Regions from separate parts of the Homo sapiens genome. Here region 1 is linked to region 2. Evidence: read pairs that join two places in POLR2A ChIA-PET (ENCODE). Cell type or tissue: PC-3. All regions are shown on one strand. Each heading gives the region's core, and the rest is flanking DNA. Links, peaks and the distances in the headings are about the cores only.

Region 1 (10,747 bases), core at 935-8,934, 140 kb before region 2:
GGGGAAGGGAGTTTTAAATGAGGGAGCAAATTTGGGCTGACAGTTGAGATTTGAGAGTCAAAGCAAAGAAGTCATTGCTGGAGCCCTAGGAGAGGATAAAATGCTGAAGAAGGTGACCAACATGCTGTGACAGAGCTTGGGGGAATTCCGACATTTAAGGGTAGAGAAAGAAGAGGCATGAGAACAGGAAGAGGTTGCAGGAGTCAAAGAAGGGAAATTACTTCGTGCCATTGTAATGACAGAAAATGTTGTGGAAAAGGGTGCGTTTTACTTGTTAATCCCAATTCCACCTGCTTATGATTTCTCTGACCAAACCAATCCATACTAATCACATGGAGCTAATTTAAGGAAGAGTCTGGGTTCTGTAAGCAAGTGTCAAATTGTACAATTGTATTTCCTACCAAATACAAAGTGGCTAATAAAAGCTGTTACTGCTCTCTGTTCTAGGCACGTTACACAGATAAACTCAGTTTACCATTCAAACAAGCCTAGAAATGATTTTTACCGTTTTGCAAATGAAGAACAGAAAGGTTAAGAAACTTGCCCAAGGTCACGCAGCCATTTAGTGGCAAAAGCCAAGAGTCAAAGTCAGGCAATTTGATTCCAAGCTGTGTTTTTGGCCATTACACCATTCTCTCCTACATAATACCTCCATAAACAGTTGGACATACCTAGGCTCTTAGGAGGATGATTTCTGGTAGATTTTTCCTCTTGTACAAGCATTTCTCAATTTCTACATATTCTATCTTTAACATTTTCCACCAGATGCTTTTAGCTGATGAATTTCTAAGGTTGTTACCTTCACAGGAGCTTTCCTGGTCTCTTCATGTTCAGTGGAGGCAACCTTCTTTCCTTGGCACTGTTACGGGCATCAGAGCCCTGCCTAGATAAGCAAATGACACATGAAGTGTGCATTATACCCACCCTTTTATATCACAACACACCAGAGGCCCTGAGCTACTAAGTGCTTTTTAATCACCCCAGATTTGCAAGAGTATGTCCTAATGACACTTCCTAAAGGGCATCATTACTTCTATAAAAATGTTTTCTCATAAAATATTTGCTTTAAAAAATGCCTGATAAATTCTGTCTTGGGCAATTACACCAACTTTTCACACCCTTAGAACCTGTGTCAGCAAATTGGGTCTTGCTTTTTTAATAGTCCTTCATGACAGCTCATTACTGGCGAGTTCTGTTCAGTGTACATCTCCCTTGTCTGACCCTAATGTTTGGTCTCATGTTGACACACTAGTTGAACTAAGTAGCAGACAGTGGTCACAAGAATTATAACATGTTTGAGCTCATGGTTGCTTTTGGCATCTTTGAAAAGGGAAGTAAAAATGGCCGATTATAATAAGCTAAGAATGAGTCAGTGACGTTGTCTGTAAGGAGATGAAAAAGTGGGTGAGAGTCGCATTTTAAGACCTCCGAGAACACTGAGTTTTAAAATACCCGGAAGATTTGGGAAATACACAACATTTAATAACTGTGTATGTGTTGCAGGGTAGGGGGTGTGGGGATCAGTATATTCAATACTAGCCAAGTCAGGATGTTCCATGCTGTTTAAATAGTGAGCTAAGCATGTTAAGCATTTTTAAGCAACAGCATGCAAAGGAAAAGAAATGTAATAGTTAAATGAATAAGCAAATAAATGGGATCTATCAGGTATATTTTGTAACAGAAAGATTTATGAAGTTGAAGAAAGTGCAAATTATTTTAGCACTTTAATCAAATTGATTCTAATGATATAAAATAGTTGAGTATTTGTGGGATTAACCTCATTGTTTTGGTTTTTTGCAAAATGAATTTCCAGGTTTAGGCATATGGCAGAACATTTTTGGTTTATGATGATTCTTTCTTGTTAAGAATCAGAAGAACCTCCAAACAGCGCTATTTATTTTTGGGATGGAGATGTTATATAAAAGAATGAATACAATGGCGGAGAATCAAGGAAATGAGAAAATTAGAATAAGATTATGGGGCTATGTGTGCCACCTGCTGATGAAGCTGTGGAATGCTTTGGTTTTGAGACTATATTGGAATCTTTGAGCCAATCTTAAGGTTTTGTTTGTCCATACACCACAACCCACCCCCTTCTTATGATAAAATTAGTACCATATTGTCAATGGAGGTGATATTCCAAATATTTCAAAACCAGCATGACACAGGCCAGTCAGGATGGGCTAACCATGCAGTGAGAAGGGATTCCTGTAAACACTTGATACGTAATGGTCTTTCACCAGACGGTACTTGCCTTAACTGTCACCTGTTTCTGGTTCCTTCTGGTCAGGGTGGTCCTAGAACCATGAGCTGTGCTTCAGAGGGGAGAAGGTGATAGGCACTAGTTTTTCCCTCTGTCAAAAGATAACTGCACTTAAAGGTACTTTGTTAATTGAATTTGTCCCCCTGTAAACTAGATCACATTTTGTATTGGTGGCAAGGAAGCAGTGAAAAACAAGAGGAGAAAGAATGATTAGCCAGGGGTGAGAAGCTATGGTTCTTTCCTGTTCTTTACCACTTACTAGCTGAATGACTTTGATGAAAAACACCTTCTCTGAAACCAGTTTTCCTTTTCTGCATCAAAAACCTATAACAGAGTCGCTCCATGATACATTATGTGTGAAAGTGCCTTCTAATTCATTAAATTCTATGTAAACGTGGTACACTTGTATTACACCTTAGCAAAACTAATGTTTTAAAGAAACCCTGAAATAAGAATTATCATCTTAAGGGACTAGTCTGCCCTGAATCCAGCAAACCCATGTTTTCATGTATTGAGGTGTTTGTGTTTTTAAGAGGGGTAAACCTCTTGAACTAGCTCACTCACTCTTCTTCAGATCACATTGGGGCTTAATCAAATCTGTATTTTGTACAATTTTACCTGCCTTCTTTTTCCATAACCCCTACTTGGTGACCCTCACAGAGCATGTTGTAAAGTTTGAACTGTCTAGACAGCTGAGCCACCATAATTAACATGTTCATGACAGGTCCCAAAGACACATGCTTACATTGATCTGGTAGCCAAGAAATGTAGGTCACTCTGCCTTGTAGTAGCTCATGTTAGGAGCCTGTGGTCCACATTCCACCGGTTGCCTTGGCCATTTGAGACCTTCATCCTACAGATCGATACATTTTGAGATAGAAGGCTTGCATTGTTGGAAGGCATTTTACCAGTGCTAGAGTTCAGGATGGGAGGCTAAGCTTGCATTAGGCAAAGGGAGGACAAAGGGTTTAGGGCAAGAAGGTTGACCTGGGAGTGGCTCCCCAGGAAATCTCCAAGCATTAGCGAGGCCAGAAATGGAAGAAGATGGGAATACCTGGTGAATTCGTTCATTTTCTGGAAAAGAATTACTCCAGGAGGCTCCATTTCTGTAAGATTCCTGGGGCTGCACCTGGGCAGACTAATAGGATAGATATGGATTGGCAGCCACAGTATTCAAAGAGAGAAAAAACAATCCCCTAGTTTGGGCTCTCAGAAACCTTTCAAAGAGCTCCATGATGGGTTATTTCCCCTGCCAAAGAAATAGGACATTTTAGTAGTTCTGAAGACCTTTCTTGGGACCAGAGGATAGAGCTTTTAAAACAAAACAAAAAAAATAAGCATATTAGGAAAAGGGGAAAATATTTGATCATTTTAGTCATAAGGAAAAAGCAAATTGGATTTGAGTCTGCAAAATAGCAGAAGGCAAGAGATTCCTGTATGGTTTTGAGTTGTATTTGAATAGACTGGGCTGGGGTGGTGGTGTTCCACAGGCAAGATTCTACTAATAGTAATTGACAGCTGCGTATTCTGAGTGCCTGGATTTTAGGAAATATGTTAGATTTGGAGAAGAATCTTGGAAAGAGCTAACTGTAAGTATTTATCTCACTTTAGCTAGTAACTCAGTTCTCTAGTACTAAGGTATATTTCTATTTAAAGCAAAAAAATATCAAGGAGGCTAAACTATTTCTAGGGATAACCTAATAGAGATGAACATAATATGGGTTGAAATTCAAAGAAAGATTTATGCTAATCAGAACAATTATAAAAATTTGATTTTGCACTGCAGTCCATTTAATATAGTATTTTCTATTGATTAGTGGTTGCTTTAGCTAGACCATCCTTGGTAAAAGAATTCTGTTCTTTTCAAAAACCTTTAAAGTAGATGCTTATGATATTCAGATGTTTTTCACACACAAATTATTTTTCTATTGGACTCAAAATACAAAGCATATGCATTTCAATAGCAGTGGATTGAAATTGTTTGAGTTCATATTGAATTTATGAATGAAGAAAAGAAAGTTTTACCACTAAATTTGGAATGTTGGAAGTTATTTTAAAAACCAGCTTGAAAGTTTTTTCACAGCCTGAAGAGTAGAGAATAAAACTGTATGAATAATTCATAAAGTCCTAGAAATATTAATCAAGTAGTTTAGACAGTGATATATCTTTTCATTTTGACTAATTGATTTTTTTTTTCTTAAACTTCCTGGCCAACTGTCTAATTTTTTGTCCTGAATGTTTATGTTAACTCCTGTGGGAGAATTCTGGATTTTGATTAAAATTCCCTACCAAATGTTAGTTCGTATTGACTATATGGCGAGCAGGCTGCTGCTGGCAGATGAGGAGGTGTGCTCCGCCTTCTTATCACTTTGTGAATGGATTGTGAAGGGTTTGTTAATTTGCTCTTCACTCCATTGGAGCAGATACTCACAAATATCTGCTATGTCGCAAGACCGTTTTATTTGCATAATGAGAAGAATGGTTTGGGGGATGGTTGTTTGGGAAATAGTATAATAAAGTATATTAAAAATAGAAATACTTGGCCTTGTTTGCCTTTATTTCTGGTATCTTTAGAAACAGTCTTGACTGTGTTGCTTTCCAGCCAAGTCCTTTTTTGGAAGGGTGATTAAAGGGGCTGGGACTCCATCTGCCTGATTGTCTGCCTAGCCCTAACCCTTTCTTGTATTCCCTCTATAAACAGACACTGCCTTAACTCTCATAGGTTCAGGAAGTACCAAAGAGGTCTCTGTCCTAGAGCTGCTTCCCCGCTATAGGCAGAACTGTGATTCTTTCCTCAATCCCAAATATAAACGGCCCTCCCTCTTTTTCTTTCCTTTTTTTTTTTTTTTTTTTTGGTTGTTGTTTAAAGAACATAGTACATGACCCATGCATTTCTTCCTAAAGTAAGAGTGTAAGCATTTCACTTGCATTTCCCATTAAATGAGACATATAAAGGACACTGACTTGATGCTGAGAAGGAAAGGGGCTGATGGTGGCTGAACTGACTGGATACATCGCCTTTTGCCTTAAACAGAATGCACTGTTCAGTGCTTAGCGTTAGATTTATGGAATGGCTCCTCACACAGTGTCGTCCCTGCTTTGTACAATTTGGTGCTTTGTTGCTATCGAAACGGCATTACTTTCTAAGCCATTGTGATTGTGAAGGGGGAGGAGGCTGTGGCAGGCAGGGGTGGTAGTAGTAGTGAATGACACAGATTTGCCAGATGACATGTAGCGGACCTCTGCATCAGCCAAGAGGAATTAAGCTTTGTCACTCCCCACTGGGACTACCTTTCTCCTGGTATGTGCGCAAGGAATTCATATGCTGCTGCTGCTGCAGCCACCAGAGCAGAGAGCCTTGAGTACACTTTGCCACAGAAAGCAGTGAGCAAGAATGATAGCTGTCTCTTTTAAATGCCGTTGTCAAATTCTGAGGCGACTTACTAAAGGTATCGTGCTTTCCTTGTTATTCCCTCAGCGAGTCTGTTGCAGTATCCTATAAACACAGTTTAATGGTTTTTACTTTCAAATATGACTGCCTTTGCAATTTATTGTCAGGCAACAAAGAACTCAGTGAAATATGTATAGATACATATGTACAGGTAGACTCGGCTTTGCTTTCTGTCCTTACATCTCGGTTGTGTTCGTGCTGAAATTATGAAAGCAGCTTGTGTGATTTTTTTTTTAATGACTTCATTCTTTGCTGAAAAGAGAATGTGTTTGGGTCCGGTGCTGAAGTTATTGTGGGAAACCGTCATTTTGCATGCTGATTAACTGGCCAAAAGGAGTCAAGTGTGTGTTACTGTCCTTTCTATGATACATATACTAAATGCAGCTGGCAGATTCAGGACTCGCACAGCTGGTGGATCCACAGAATAATTGTTTGTTCTATGACTTTCCAACATCTTAAGAGCTTTTTCCCTGGACAGCTTTAATTTCTTTATGTGTTAGAATTGCATGTTCAGAAAAGTATGTAATTCCAAATGCTTTGGTCCTATGTAATACTAGAAGTTTATTTGAAAGTAAAAATCATTGCTCGGAATCTTATCATCAAGAATTACCAGCTTCAGATTGTCACTCTTAGAACTCTAAAATAGTAATTAAATTTCTCTGTAATATTTAAGGTATTATTTTATTTGAAACCATTCTGGATGTGCCATCTCGTTTACTTTGTGAGCATTCTATTGCAAAGTTAGTAAATGGATGCCTTAAAAATCCTGCCTTGTGTCCATATAGATATGTGAGCTCTCTTGCCTTATTTCCTTTAGATAGAACCTTCCTTAGAGAAAATTTATTATTTAAAAAAAAACTTCATTCTGAGTAAAAGTATTTAGTTGCAAATGCCTTTCTTTTTCAGCCTGTAATATAGAGTACTGTTGAGTAATTAATGGATATAATTATGTTCTAGAAGCTCTGAACCTATAAATATGTTAATGGATGCTATTTCTGTCAGTTTAGCTTGACATATCAGAATTCTTTGATCACCAGCAGTGCAGCTAAAAATGCAATTAATATTTTATCTGGCAGAAGAATGAGCACAAAGCAAATCATGAGAAATAGATCTTGAGTCAATAACAGGAAAGAGAATAAATACTGTAGACCAACTTACCGAATGCATTTGCAAGTTGTTTGGATAGCAGAGTGAGTCCTTTAAAAGGTACTTTGGGGGAAATGTAGGGAAGATTATACATTTTAAATTAGGCTATTAGCAGGAGGCTGTAAATTCTGTTTTGACTTTATCCTCTACAATTGGTACAGACGTACAATTTCTGTTTATAAATCATGACTAAGAGACTATCCTTTCTGTTACGGTTTTGGCTGAGACTTTTAAAGGCAGGCCCTTATTCTGAAAAGTTCTTTTCTGACCTGATTTTGGCATTTACTTATCTTGATGTTGAGAAGTTGATGGTCTTCTTACATCATAAACATGAAACAATCAGTATTTTCTATTCATCTGTATCAGTTCTTTTATAAGTACTACATACAAGGAAGAGAGTGAACCCAAGCAATTTATAGTTCTTACAAATATTTTTAACTTTCTCAGTTTTCTGAATTTTATGGAAGCATTGATCTCCTGCATTGAAAGGAGATTTAAGTGTTTACTAAGATAGTCGCTAAAAATCTAGATAATTGAGGAAAGTATTGATAACTGCTTTGGAGTTGCTACCTCACACTTTTTTCCAAAATCTTTATGTCTGCTCTATTTGGTATTTAACTTAAGACTGTCAGTTGATGATTAAAATAAAATCTCTTTGCAGAATCAATTTGCCATAATTGGGTTCTTCTTTGTGTTTAACTGGCTGTCCAAATACTTACAAGAATGCACCTGAGTAACACGGTACCTTGCCTTGCCATCTGCTTCAGTCTTGTCCAACAACGTTCAAGTTCCACCCATGCTTCTTGTTCCAAAGTGGATTCATTGAGTTCTAGCACCCCACCCATACTTGTGGTGCTGTTTTCTTAAGCTGTAATGATAAAACCAGGAAACATATGTAATTACAATATTAAAATGACCTTTCTTTTAGGGTCAGGAGTGTATTTGGGGACAGGGGTGGATATACACTTGAAGTTTCTTTCTTGTCCCATTCTCCCTACTCACACAACTCCCACACCCTCACCCTCAACTCCCAAACATACATATTTCTTTATACCCATTGAGGGCTCCACCTAACACTCACTCTTCCAGACATTTAGCACAAGGCATTACACTTAGTAGGCACTTCAAAACTGTTTGTTAAAATGAATTGGATTTGTCTAGTTGAAAGTAGTAGGGCATTTAAATCTTCTGTGAGCTCTTAGGAAATGCTTCAAGAGCTTTATTAGGCCTCTTGTGGCTAAAACCTTACCCAGATCTTAGCAGGGGGAAGTTTGCTTCATGACTCCAAAACTACCTTGCTATTTGTGGTTGATATCACCCACAAGAAAAAGCAATATGGCAATTGCAATTTCTTCTTAATTTTCTTAAGGAGAAAATGATGGAATAAAAGGGAAACAATTTTCTACAAACACCCACATTCTTGATATTTTTACTTGATTCTTACATTCTTCATATATCTAATACATACTTAACAAATATCGATTAAGTACCTACTATGTGCCAGACACTGACATTTTTGCACTTAGAATTCTGGGCTGGGACAATTTATAGGTGTAAAAAGCATTTTTAAAATGAATATATTATTGAACAATAAATATTTTTTCTTTAGGTCAGATGTAATTTTAAAAGATGTATAAAACATGTATTTCTAGACAAGTCCTTGGATCACTCCACATAGACACTGATCCACAGTATTATAGTAGAATATATTTCAGGTAAACTTAGCACTTCTCTGACTTGGGAATTGAGTCATTTTCTTATTAATGTTTCAAGCCACTGTTTCAATCATTTTGCCTTATCAGGTACCTACCAATGTAGAACAAGAGCAAGAAAATAACCTTTACCCAAAAGGCCCATGCCTGCCATTATGAGAGGAACTTTGGTTCATGAAAACACCAAGCACCGTCAAAAGCATTCCGTTTCCCATCTAATATTGAAATCTAAAGAAGCAATGCCGTTCTTTTCTTCCTCCAGAATGAGAGTCTACCAATTACCCAACCTTAGAGCCAAATCCCAAAATAACATTTTGTGAGGTTTCCAGAGACATCTGACAAAAGGGTTTTCTGGAGTGGGTAAATCTAGGCTTCTTGGCACCTACCTTCACAGCTGTTTACCTGGGACAGCCCTGGTTTCTCAGCTAGGGGCTACCATACCTCAGGGGAAGGGAGTATGTTCTCAGAGAAGGGGAGATATTTTCATGGCTCCCACAGACTTTGTTCTTTTTCTCTTGTCATGATTGTGTGATTACTTTTCCTTGAGACAGTTTGGCCTCATATGCAGAGAATCACTTTCTCTGGTGATATGGGATGTGACTCTGCTGCTTGCTCAGGTGCTGCCATTTTGAGCTCCGAGATCTGAACTTTCGTGCTCCACTGGCAATGGCATTTTTCTTTCACAAGCTTCACTCTGCCTACCAATGCCAACATCAGCCAATTAATATTTACTGACATTCCACAGGGAGCACGGCTCTGGGCACCTTTCATTGTTTTGCTGCCACCCACCCTCTCTCTCTGTCTTTTCTCTACTGGCTCAAAGCTCATGTCGGAAACCTTTGCCTTCACTTTAGTATAGACTTCAACATTTTTCATCATAGCTGGCCTACGTGTCATTTTATTTTCTACTTATCTTCACTTTCTCTCTCTTCCCAAATACACATATGGCCTAAAATAGAATTAACTCTCCCTGTCCCTTTCCCACTAACAAACTATAAGCAGCCCCGTTGACCTTCATCCCAATGGGGTGTCTAAGTGAGACATCTGTGGCTGGCAGGGAACTGCTCCCTGCTGTGCATTCTACTTTCTTTCTCTCTCCCTCTCTTCTTCCTGATTTCTCCTCCCAACCTCAGTATCTTTTCTCCTTTTCTGCTGTCTGGGCATGTATGGGTATTGCTCTCTCCACTGGCACTGAGCAAGATTAAAAGGCTGGGTTGTGATCACACTCACTCTCATTTTTTCAGTCATTGTTCCTTACACTTACCCCAATCATGGAATCATTATGCTTGAAAGGGAAGGTCAGACATTCGTCTAGGACTTGTTTCCAGAGAGAACTGAAACTCAACCATCTCAGACAACCAGTAATCTTATTCTCAATTCTCTCTGACAAGAACAATCTCACAGTTTGTCTGATAAACTTTTAATGGATTACTCAGGTGACGTCTAAATCCCTTTAAACTCTGACACTCATCCTGTGTTTAAAAGTTCTTCTATTTAGAAACTCATTTCCTAAGTGTAATCTTAATTAAAGAAACACATTTAAATGTTTTGTCTTAATGGAAGAGGAAAAATATTTCCCATCTTTTCTCATCTGCAGAATCTTTTAATCCAAGGAATTCTGAATCCATCACAGAGTTCAGTATCAGTGTTCCAAACCTGATGGCTCCTTTGCTGGTGGCCTTGGATTTTCTGTTCTGGTCACTTTGCTCTTTCCCATCTGTCTGTGTCTAGCCTTGTGGTTCCTTCAGCAGTCTTCTCTAATGATTCCTCATCCACTCTGTGATATGATTCAGAACTGATCATCATCTGGGTTGAGAATGCTCTCTCTCTCTGTGCTGGACCTCATTTCTCCTGTCTCCCCATCCTCATCCATTCTGCTAACCCTCGCTGGCCTTCTCTGTCAGATCCTGCCATCTGGAACAACTTAACTGTATCCTCCACCTCGTTAACTTTCCACCCCTTTCCAAATCTCACCTGCAACCATGTCCTTTCTGCTTTGCCTCCACCCCTTCATTTCATGCCATCAAAGCTAGTGCATTTAACGTATTTATCTTTCTAGCCTATCAACTTTTTAAAATAATATGCACTTAATAGATATTTCACAAAGTAAGTCTGTCTTGTTTTATTGGAGTTTCATCTATTGCTAGGGCATGGGGCATATTTCTCTTGCAAATA
Region 2 (10,747 bases), core at 1,866-9,865:
GTTGACTTATGCTATCCACTGGAATATTAGTTCTTAGATGGCAGGAATAGTATCCATTTTGTTCAGTGTTGTATCTCCAATGCCTCAAACACTGTCTGGCACATAGTAAGTGCTCAGTTCTTATTGAATGAATGAATGGGATGCCTTTTCATTTATTCTAATCTTATATCCTTCAGAAGCACTTTAAAGTTGTCTTCATATAGATGTTGCACAGTTTTGTTAAGTTTTTTCCAGGGATTTTACCTTTTGGCTATTGTAAATGGGGCCTTCTCTTCTATAATAACCTTTTACTGGCTGTTGTTTGTCTATATAAAGGATATAGTTTTCTGCATATTAATTGTATAACCATCTGTGTTTTTAAATATTCTTATTTGTTCGTAAGAACTTTTCATAATTCTCTTGTGTTTGCCAACCATCACTGTTACTTTTCTTAAAAATTTCTGGAGTTCAGTAATTAAAAAGATTGAATTACAAACACAAAGAAAAACAGCAAACAACTAAATTTCATTTCATCAGTGGGATTCTGTTCAGTTATGTTGAGTAAGTAATGGTATAGCTGTAAACCTATACCATTTATTTTCTAAGATAAATAAATATGGTGATTAAGGAAAAAGTCAAATTCAGAACCATTTCCTTCCTCACTAGTTAGACATCATCTGTTGCCTGTGCTGCTTGCTAATTGAAAGAGTGTACAGTGCTCCCTACAAGGTCCTCTTAATTGAGGGAGTGATATTTGCAATTTAAATCACAAAAGAAAGAAATCATCAGTACATATTGACTTGCCCAAGTTCCACTGTTTTACCACAGTGTTTGTTCAGTAAGCCTTGATATATAAGTGAACTCATGCAAATGAATGCATCTGTCTTCATTTCTTCTGTCTTCGTTAGATCACTATGCAAACATTAAACACCAAAAAGGGTATTAAATGATTAATTAGCCAAGTGGAGACTTCAGGTGAGCCAAAAGCAAACTCCAAAAGCAGGTTCCTTTCTCTCCTGACCACTTCTCTCCCACCCCCTACAGAAACATCCATAAAAGATTTAGTCAATTCTTCTGGGACCAGAGATACTTATTGGCAGTTACCATTCTTGCGATTCAGCAAATTTTCTTGCAAGTATGTTCTATCTTTACTCCTGAGTTTTGCCTAATTTATATTCCTTCTTTGGTCTGCTCTGCTCAGCTAACCCTGGTCGATAAGTACAGCAGATTGGCTAGAAGACAAAATTGTAAAATAGATGGTGCATTTGGAATCTCAGGCCTTCGCTCTACGTTGTTGCCTGGACCATCTTCTCTGTGGCTGCTTCCCTACAACTCATGCTGTATGGTACAGTGGTCTGTGACGTTGCCTCTTTGACTAGGCTGTGGCCCATCTTGAGGATAATGGCCTTTGCTTTTTCCATCTTTGAGTTTTATTGTCTGGCTCAGAGTAGGCATTCAATACGTGCTTGAATCAATGAATGCACAAATTACTCAATTAACTGGTGCAGGAATATTTTCTCAATTTCACATTATTAAAATTAGCTCTTAGGAAAACATTTGAAATGTTTTTAAATGATAGGGTAATTGACAAGTATCAGTTGAAAAAGTAGCCAGATCGATGAATTTATATTTTAATAATGATGAAATTAAACTAAAATAATTGAGCTTTTCTAGATTTTCAGGATTCAGCCGGAAGCCCAGGAAGCACCTGGGTTCCTTCTGGAGAAAATGACATTGTCTGCCTCCCATAAGGCTGTACCCGTGCATCCTATTTTATGCAGGAAGCATGTCCTTGAAAACTTGGAGTAGAAGGAAAATTTTTATGAATAGAAACTTACTTCTCACATGCCTGGTGTTAGTATTTTAGAGTTGCTTCTTCATGAAAATTGGATAGACCTTTAAGATAAGCACTTAAAAAAAACTATGCTTCCAACTCTACATGTAAAGTTCTATAATCAGATGTCTAAATATATAGGATACTCTGCATATTTAAAGAAGATGCAGAGAATCTTTTTGTTGGCAAAATTGTTGGGCACATTATATCTCTTTAATATGAACGGTCATCATCTATGTCATTTTGGTTACTTTAATTATTAACTTTATTTTAAAAAAATTTATACCTAGCCTTCTGCCAGCAAGGGTTTAGAGGGATTGTTTATTAAGGTGATGTCTTCAATATCAGTTGAATCTACGTATGTTTTCATGAGATTTCTGGGGTTTGCTTTGTTTTGTTTTAAGTAGCACAAGGGAAGTGCACACAGTGATAGAATTTTGTTACAGATGTTTCTGGTAAATGATGTAAAAGGTCCTGTACTTTCATGCACTTGACAAGAATTTTCATTCTTGAATTTCAATTTTTATTTGGTCTGTCATACAAAATGTAGTAGATGAAGCTGACATCATACACGCTCAGACTCCTCCTTGGCTTCTACTTTAAAAGACGATAATGACTTATGTATACAGTGTCATGAGACTGCCATGAAAAGGCAGGATTCCAGTGATGGTATGCTGGGATGTTAAAGTCACAGGAGCTGGCAAACTCAAAAGCCCTGCCTTGAAGGACATTCTCTAGGCTGCTGAGGAAATAAGTAGCCTGCCGTCCCCAGCCTTCTTCCCCCAAGTACTCTGTTCTCCTCACTAGATCAGTTGAGATACTGTTTCCTTACCTAATGTAATTTCATTTTTTCATTGGCTAGTAGGATAATGTACTAGCAGCAGCAATTTAAAAACCTTTATGATACACATTTATAAATATTTTCAACATTATAAATAACTGTAATTAGGGAAAGGGTTAAGGTGTGCAAATAATCTTTTTTTAAATTTCACTTTGAAAGAGCGAGTTTGTTTTTGCATTTTAATATGCGTCTTTGATGTTCTAGAAGTTCATTACCCCTGAAATGTGTAACTTAATTTAGGAGAAGTTGGAAAATTGGACAATTTCCCCATCCCTACCAAGAAAATATATTTGCAGATAGGGGAATAACATCACAGATAATTTTAAAACAGCATTTATCCTAATTAGCCTCTGGAAGGTAAATATTGACTCTACTCATTTTTATTTTTGAAGGGAAGGATATTCTTACAGTTTTCTTACCTTCTGCTCTGACTAAAATCAAAAGAGTTGAGTTCTATCTTGCTATATAGATATTATCCCCACAAGATCTGTGAAATTTTAAAATTTCGTAAGCAGAGAATGAAAGATTTATGTCAGTTACCTGGAAATTCTGAGGATCAATCCTGCCTTGCCATACTGTGACATATTCTGCAAGAATGACATGAATTGTTACATAAGCCATCATACTTTGTTTTTGAAAGACAAAGAAAGTAAAGTCAATAATATTTTTCTAGAACCTGTAGAAAGCACTCTTCTCCTTTCAGTTGGCTTCCTAACCTGAGACATACCATGAACTTGGAGTGTGCCACTGTGCTATATATGTTCGTATTATCATCTAAAATTCTGTTCTAATTCTGTACTTTACAATTTTTAATTGTTCCCATTGGAGTTACAAGGAGAGAAACCAGAGAATGTCACCTGAGAATGGCAGAAAATAAAGGGTGAATATTATTTGTACATAAGACAATTTGGACTATTGTCAACCTGGAGTGAATACCCCACCAGTGCCCATTTTCATAACCTCTAATAGAATATCTGCCTCAGCATTACCTGCATGCACATCTTTATGAAATATTCTTCAAATTACAATGGAAGGAGGCCATAAATATCTTTTCTCATAAAAGAAAAAGTGGAAAGAACTTCTGGGGAGGAGAAATGACATTGGTGATTCTACTCTCATTTTAATAAGGCAAATGCTTTTCTTTTAACAGAGGAATTCAAGGGCTCCACAGTCGTCGAGCTGATGAAGAAGGAAGGCACTACCCTGGGTCTGACGGTATCGGGAGGAATTGATAAGGATGGCAAGCCAAGAGTATCTAATCTGCGGCAAGGAGGAATTGCTGCTAGGTAACTGCCTCTTGGGGAAATCTACTGAAAGGAACACAGGGTGTAATTAATTCAAAAATTAAAGCTCCATCAAAAGTGGTCACTAATAAATAAATGACAGCTGCCATCTGCCAGGCAGCACAGGCCAGCAGAAGCACAGTGGGGCACGTTTCAGAAGCTGTTCCCCAGGTCTGCCCATGTGGCTGTTCTAGCCTAGGCTGCAGTCCCAGGGAGGTTCTTGTGTCATCTCAGGAGCTGCCAGGCCCTCACAAGATTTTAATTTCAAAAAGCCTATGTGAATCTTGTCTGCAAATGTGCCACTGAACAGCAGACAAGCTGCAGTGGGAAGGAGACACTCCAATCATCTAAATGTGAAACAGATGACCCATATAATGTGAATGGGGAAAAGTGCCAGAGAGGGGACATGGCTACCCTAGAAAGAATGGGAGACCTAACTCTGAGTTTTCAGTGAAAATTTTGTTTATCTCACATCCTCTCTCCTTTTCTACCTGTGAGATTTTAAAGAGTTGGTTTCCGAAAGGACAGAAGGCTTAGAGGAGGAGGTCTCACCTGTCTTTCTTTCCATGAACTGCAAATTCCACTAGTTATTGCCAAAGGCAGAATGTCCTGGATACTGGGCAGGGGTGGGCTTCCTTGAGATACATTCTAAATCTGCCTCAGAAAAAGGGGACAGAAGATCAGGTTTCATTAAAAATGAGGCCAGGCCGGGCAGTGACTCATGCCTGTAATCCCAGCACATTGGGAGGCCAAGGCAGGTGAATCACCTGAGGTCAGGAGTTCGAGACCAGCTTGACCAACATGGTGAAACCCATCTCTACTAAAAAAATTTAAAAAAAAAATTAAAAAAAAAAAGCCAGGTGTGATGGCACATGCCTGTAATCCCAGCTACTTGGGAGGCTGAGGCAGGAGAATCACTTGAATCCGCCCAGGAGGCGGAGGTTGCAGTGAACTAAGACTGTGCCATTGCACTCCAGCCTGGACAACAGCAGCGAAACTCCATCTCAAATAAATAAATAAATAAATAAGTAAAAATAAAAAATAAAAGTGAGGCCAAAGTACCTTAAATTCTGGCCACCAATATTCATATCCACATAATTCCAGGTTAAATCTGAGTTCTTGCCCCATAAAATGTCATCTGAAGTGGTGATTTCTGTGATTAATTTTAATGATCAACCTGTTTGTACAATTTATAAACTTAATCCAGTGGATTGCCTCCATGATCAGAAGTTATTGTTTGTAAGGGAGGCTGGTGTGGACACAAGCACCTCAATCTGCTTTCTTTAGGCTTTTAAGAAGCATCTTTCCACACCCACAACCTCCTTTATTTTATAACAATCATGGCCAGTTCATGATGCTAGGGGTTCATAAGTCTCCAGAGCTTCTTTATAGCTCTCCCTTAAGGCAAGTGTGAATGGAGGAAAGGGTAGCATTTTCAGTTGTATTAATTCTGTAATTAAAAGTATTACTGTGCCAGTTATATTGAGAATTAAAAATCACCAAATAGTCACTGTTAAAGGCACTACCATTTTGAAGGTAGTAAATCAGAATAATTAAAGATGAGATCCTTGCCCTAAAGGGGCTCACAATCTATTAGTGGAGATAAGGCATAAAAAACATGAAACATTTGGGAGTAAAAATGGCATTGCATGATAGCAAAAAGCAACAGCACAGAAGTTATTACAGAGCATTAGGCGGTTAAGTTGACATAAGTGTCAGGAAAGTGAGGTAAGGGCCATGCATGTACTGCAGACTGGAGCAGATTAGGAGGCTCTTTGAAGGAGGAATGATTGGAGCTGGATTTATATATAAAATAAATGCATTAGCTATTTCTGTTTTGGGAGAAAATGTTATTGAAGGTCCTTATCAGTGACATGAATTTTAACTCTTATTATTGGTCTTGCTACCTGCTCTTGGTTTAGAAACGGAGTTTGACTAAAGTCCAAGAGCAGCCAATATTCTGTTATGGTGGTATAGAGAGATAAGAATGTTACTGAAACCCAATATTTGCATTGTGATTTCTCCTTCACCAATACTCTTCTTATCAATCCTGCTGTAAGCAATAAATAGCAAAATAAGCTGACCCTTTCCTTAGTCCTGGACAAACTCCCAGTGAAGTTATTGAAAGAGGTGAAATGTACAAAAGGGAGGCAGCAAAAACAAGAGGGATTGAGAATAAAAAGACATGTGTTGTGTCTAGGATCTGGATCCCATCCCAGAGAACCAACTGGTTTAGGGCAAAGAACTGAAAAAAAAAAAAAAAAAAAAAAAAGCTTCTCTTGATTTTGTTTTATGGTGCTTTTAAAAATAAAACAGGCAAAAAGGAAAAAAATCAGAGATAGTGGCAGAATCAGAGCAGGACTTCCAAAGTATCACAGGCTGCATGAGTAAAAGGGATCCCTGGCTCTCATCTGACTTCAGCTGTACTCTTACCCTTAAGGGCCCACCGTCTCCTAGGAGGCAGGGACTTCTGCTGTCAGCCTTCTAGGCTTGCTTCTACACTTGCATGCTTACCATGAAGGGAAAGTGGAAATATAGTCAGACTGGCCTATGGAGAGGGTGGGTCTGTTGAAACAACATTGTCTATTTTGCAGAAGTGACCAGCTGGATGTGGGTGACTACATCAAAGCAGTGAATGGAATCAACCTGGCCAAATTCCGCCATGACGAGATCATCAGCTTGCTGAAGAATGTGGGAGAAAGAGTGGTTCTTGAAGTAGAGTACGAGCTTCCACCGGTCTGTAAGTACAGTAGCCCCCCTTATCCATAGGGGATACATTCCAAGACCCCCAGTGGATGCCTAAAACTGCTCATAATACCAAACCCTATATATATCAGGTTTTTTTCTATACATACATACTTATGATAAAGTTTAATTGATAAATTTGGCACAGTAAGACATTGACAACAATAACTGGCTGGGCGCGGTGGCTCACGTCTATAATCCTAGCACTTTGGGAGGCTGAGGCAGGAGGATTGCTTGAGCCCAGTGGTTCGAGACCAGCCTGGGCAACATGGCAAAGCCCCACCTCTACAAAAAATAGAAAAATTAGTCGGGCATGGTGGTGCACACCTGTAGTCCCAGTTACTCAGGAGGTTAAAGTGGGAGGATTGCTTGAGCCCAAGATGTTGAGGCTGCAGTGAGACATGATCACGCCACTGCCATCCAGCCTGGGGGACATAGCAAGGCCCTGTCTCAAAAAAACAAACACACACAACATTAATAAAATGGAATAATTATATCAATATGCCAATCTCACTACTCTTCTGCTTTCAGCCATTATTAAGTAAAATAAGGGTTCCTTGAACACAAGTACTGCAAGGGCTAGGCATGGTGGCATATGCCTGTAATCCCAGAACTTTGGAAGGCTGAGGCGGGAGGATCACTTGAAGCCAGGAGTTGAAGACCAGCCTGGGCAACAAAATGAGACCATGTTTCTACCAAAAAAAGATTAGTCGGGCATGGTGGCATATGCCTGTAGTCCCAGCTACTTGGGAGGCTGAGGCAGAAGGATTCCTTGAGCCCAGAAGGTCGAGGCTGCAGTGAGCTATGATTGTGTCATTGCACTCCAGCCTAGGTGACAGAGCAAAACCCTGTTTAAAAAAAAAAAAAAAAAAGTACAGCAAGAACACAACAGCCAATCTGATACCAAAGATGGCTGCAAAGTGACTAAGGCAGGTAGTGTAAACAGCGTGAATGTGCCAGACATCCAGATGGATAGAGCAGACAATGTGAGATTATCATCACACTACTCCTAACAGCACACAATTTAAAACAGGGATGGTTTATTTCTGGAATTGTCTACTTAATATTTTCAGACTGCAGTTAATTGGAGGTAACTGAAACCACAGAAAATAAAACTGCAGATAAGGAGGAATTGCTATAATCATAACGCAGAGGAAGAACAGCGGCACCAGTTTTTCCAAAGCAAAATCAGCTTCTGAATTTTTTCCCTTTGCCATCAATATCTCATTACAGGAATGGCAAAGCCAACTTTCTTAGTATTTAAAAATTATTTGAATTGGAAAACTTACAACCTACTCAGGAAGAATTTAAAAAGGCATCACTAACAATGAAATTATGAAGGGCCCATGTTCTGTTTGCCACCTAAGCCATTTTAATTCAACATGTTTGTAAGTTCTGTGCAATAAGTACCATCCAGGTTTTGTACTTAGTGACTAGGTTTAGGAAAAGCATATTTAGTATGTTTTATATTAGTTCTTTATGGATACATTAATTTCTTTTTTAATTTTTAATTTCTGTGGGTACATAGTAGGTATACATATATATATATATATGATATATCCATTTCTGAAGCATGAAAATAGCTTCAGAACACATATTGTCAAGTAGTAATAATAGTAATTATAACAGCAGTAGCCAACAGATTTTGATTGTACCAAATGTCTGGCATTACAAAGAACTTGACTTGCATTGAATTATTTAATCCTTTCCACAAGGAGTGTCAGCATAGCAGAGATGAACTTTAGTATCAAATAGACAGGTTCAAATCCCAGCTCCACATTTTACTAGCTACATGCCTTTGAGAAAGTTACTTACACTTTCTATGTCTTAGTTTCCACATCTGTAAAATGCGAATATTATTAGTTCCTACTCATAGATTTGTTATGAGGATTAATTAAGTTAGTATTTGGAAAACATTTAGAATAGTGCCTGGCACTATCAAAGTTTTCAATAAAAAGGCAATCAACACTACAAGATAGGCATTTTTTTTTCTCATTTTACAAAGCCTGGATTCAATATCTGAATCCAGGCTGCCAGACTCCAAAGTCCATATGCATATTCATTGTGAGGTATACTGATATATGACTGCTGCCCAGTGTTTATGCTGTTCTAGCACCACCTCTCCTATTATTAGCTATGAACATGGATGCTACCCTGAGATAGCTTTTTGCTCTTCCATACTAATGAGAACTCAGGTTGATTATGAAGAGTTGGTAGAATTCATTTGTTCAGCAATGACTTATTGAGCATTTACTATGTTCCAGCCACCACTATGTACTAGGAGCTTGGGGAACATGAGTAGAGTTTATATTGTAGCAGAAGACAGATAATAAAATAAAACCATAATAAATAATTATACAGTATGAATACTATGAATGCTATGCGAAAAAGCAGTGCAAGGAGAGGGATTGAGAGTGCTGGGATCAGGGTGGGAATACAATTGCAAATAGGGTGGTTAGGACAGCATCATTGAGAATGTGAGATTAGTCAATGACTTGTGAAGGAGGTGAGGGAGTTGGTTGTATGGATTTCTGGGGGAAAAGAGTTCCCGGAAGAATGAACAGTCATTGCTAAGACCAAAAGCCAGGAATATACTTACGGTTGTTATAGAAACATTAAGGAGGACAGTGTGGCTATAGCAGAATGAGCAGTAAGAGAATTAGGAAATGGGGTCAGAAATGTAAGGGGGTGGGGTATCACTATAGGCCACTGGGAGGACCTTAAGTTTTTCTCTGAATGATACAGGAAGTCACTATATGGTTTGGGGCAGAGGAGTGACATGATGTGATTTGTTTTCAGAGGCTCTCTGGCTGCTGTGTTGACAACAGACTGTAAGAGACCAGGGTAGAAGCTGGGAGATGAGCTGGAGGGCAGTTACAGTGATCCATGTGAGAGATGGCAGTGGAGACAGTGAAAAGCAGTCAGATTCCAGATCTGTTCTGAAGGGAGAGCCTACAGGATTACCTAATGGATTTGTGAGTTGTGCAGAAAAAGAGGAGTCAAAGTTAACCCCAAGGTTTTGAGCATGAGCAGCTGGAAGGACAGAGTATCCGTTAACAGGAATGGATAAGAATGTGGGCAGAGCTGATTTGTGAGGGAAAGATCAGCAGTTCATGGCTTGAAATACTACATTTGAGGTGCCTATTTGACATGCAAGAGGAAATGTCAAGACCTGAAGATATGATTTGGAGTTTGAGAGAAAGATCTGTACTGTAAATATACATTTGAGAGTAATGGGAATATAGATGGTGTTCGAAGCTTGGGGATCAGATTCCAGTACTCAGGAAACATGTGCATAATCAGTCACAAGTTCGTATTCTTCACATAAAGTCTAACACCAAAGATTTAGTAGTCATTTTGTAACAAAATCAATTTAAGACTATGTTCACAAACCTTGCTACAACATTTTTTCGTTTTCAGCAAGACTAGGCAATAAAATAGAGTGTAAAGGCTTAGACTGTGTCAGCAGTTACATGGCAGCTTTGCTCATTTCTGTCTTTGTGACCTTGGGCATGTTATTTAAATTCTCTGAGCCTTCAGTTTCTAATCTATAAAATAGCTATAGTAGTTGCAGGATTTTTGTAATGATTAAATGTTATAATCACATGATCATTATTGAGACCATTATCAAACACTTTGTAAGTAACTAATAACATTAGCCTTATTACCATTATTACATTATTATACTGAAAGTACTGTGTTTTTTTTTTTAACTTTAAATGAGTCAGTTTGCTTTGAAATTACTCTCTCAAACCATTGCCAAAGACATAAGAGAAACCAGTTATCTAGAGCTAATGCTCTTTGATTATACATCTGTATTCCTCTGGGGATATGAATATCAATAAAACACAACCCCTTCCTAAAAGAAACTCTAAGTATAGCTTTTAGGCAAAGGCTAATAGTGAAGATTTGTCCAGTGTTGTGGGTGATTCAGAGCTAGGCGTTTCCAGGAAGACTTAAAGGAGGTCATGCTAGCCAGGTGGGAAGAGGAATATTTCAGACAAAGGGTGCAGCGCGAAGGGAAGATGACAGCCCAGCCCACAGTTAAACTACAAACAGATAGGG

Evidence for each region. Peaks named below come from ENCODE experiments on the same cell type or tissue, not always from the same donor. Only the 100,000 strongest peaks of a DNase experiment are listed, where the experiment ranks them.
Region 1: POLR2A ChIA-PET joins it to region 2 with 12 read pairs; 3 of 35 experiments call an interaction of 5 or more read pairs at or near these places.

What each region holds. Positions count from the first base shown.
Region 1 is chr12:66,673,815-66,684,561 of GRCh38, reverse strand. It overlaps GRIP1 (glutamate receptor interacting protein 1), which reads left to right and starts at 5,486. Exons shown (of 25, transcript NM_001366722.1): 1 at 5,486-5,712. The coding sequence starts at 5,658. In PC-3, for the core only: no CTCF peak of the experiment used is centred there; a DNase peak (open chromatin) is centred at 5,551; H3K4me3 peaks cover 1,242 bases.
Region 2 is chr12:66,535,008-66,545,754 of GRCh38, reverse strand. GRIP1 (glutamate receptor interacting protein 1) reads left to right here. Exons shown (of 25, transcript NM_001366722.1): 3 at 3,805-3,940; 4 at 6,532-6,677. Among named protein-coding and RNA genes, the nearest start is that of GRIP1, 140 kb to the left of the region's middle. In PC-3, for the core only: no CTCF peak of the experiment used is centred there; no DNase peak of the experiment used is centred there.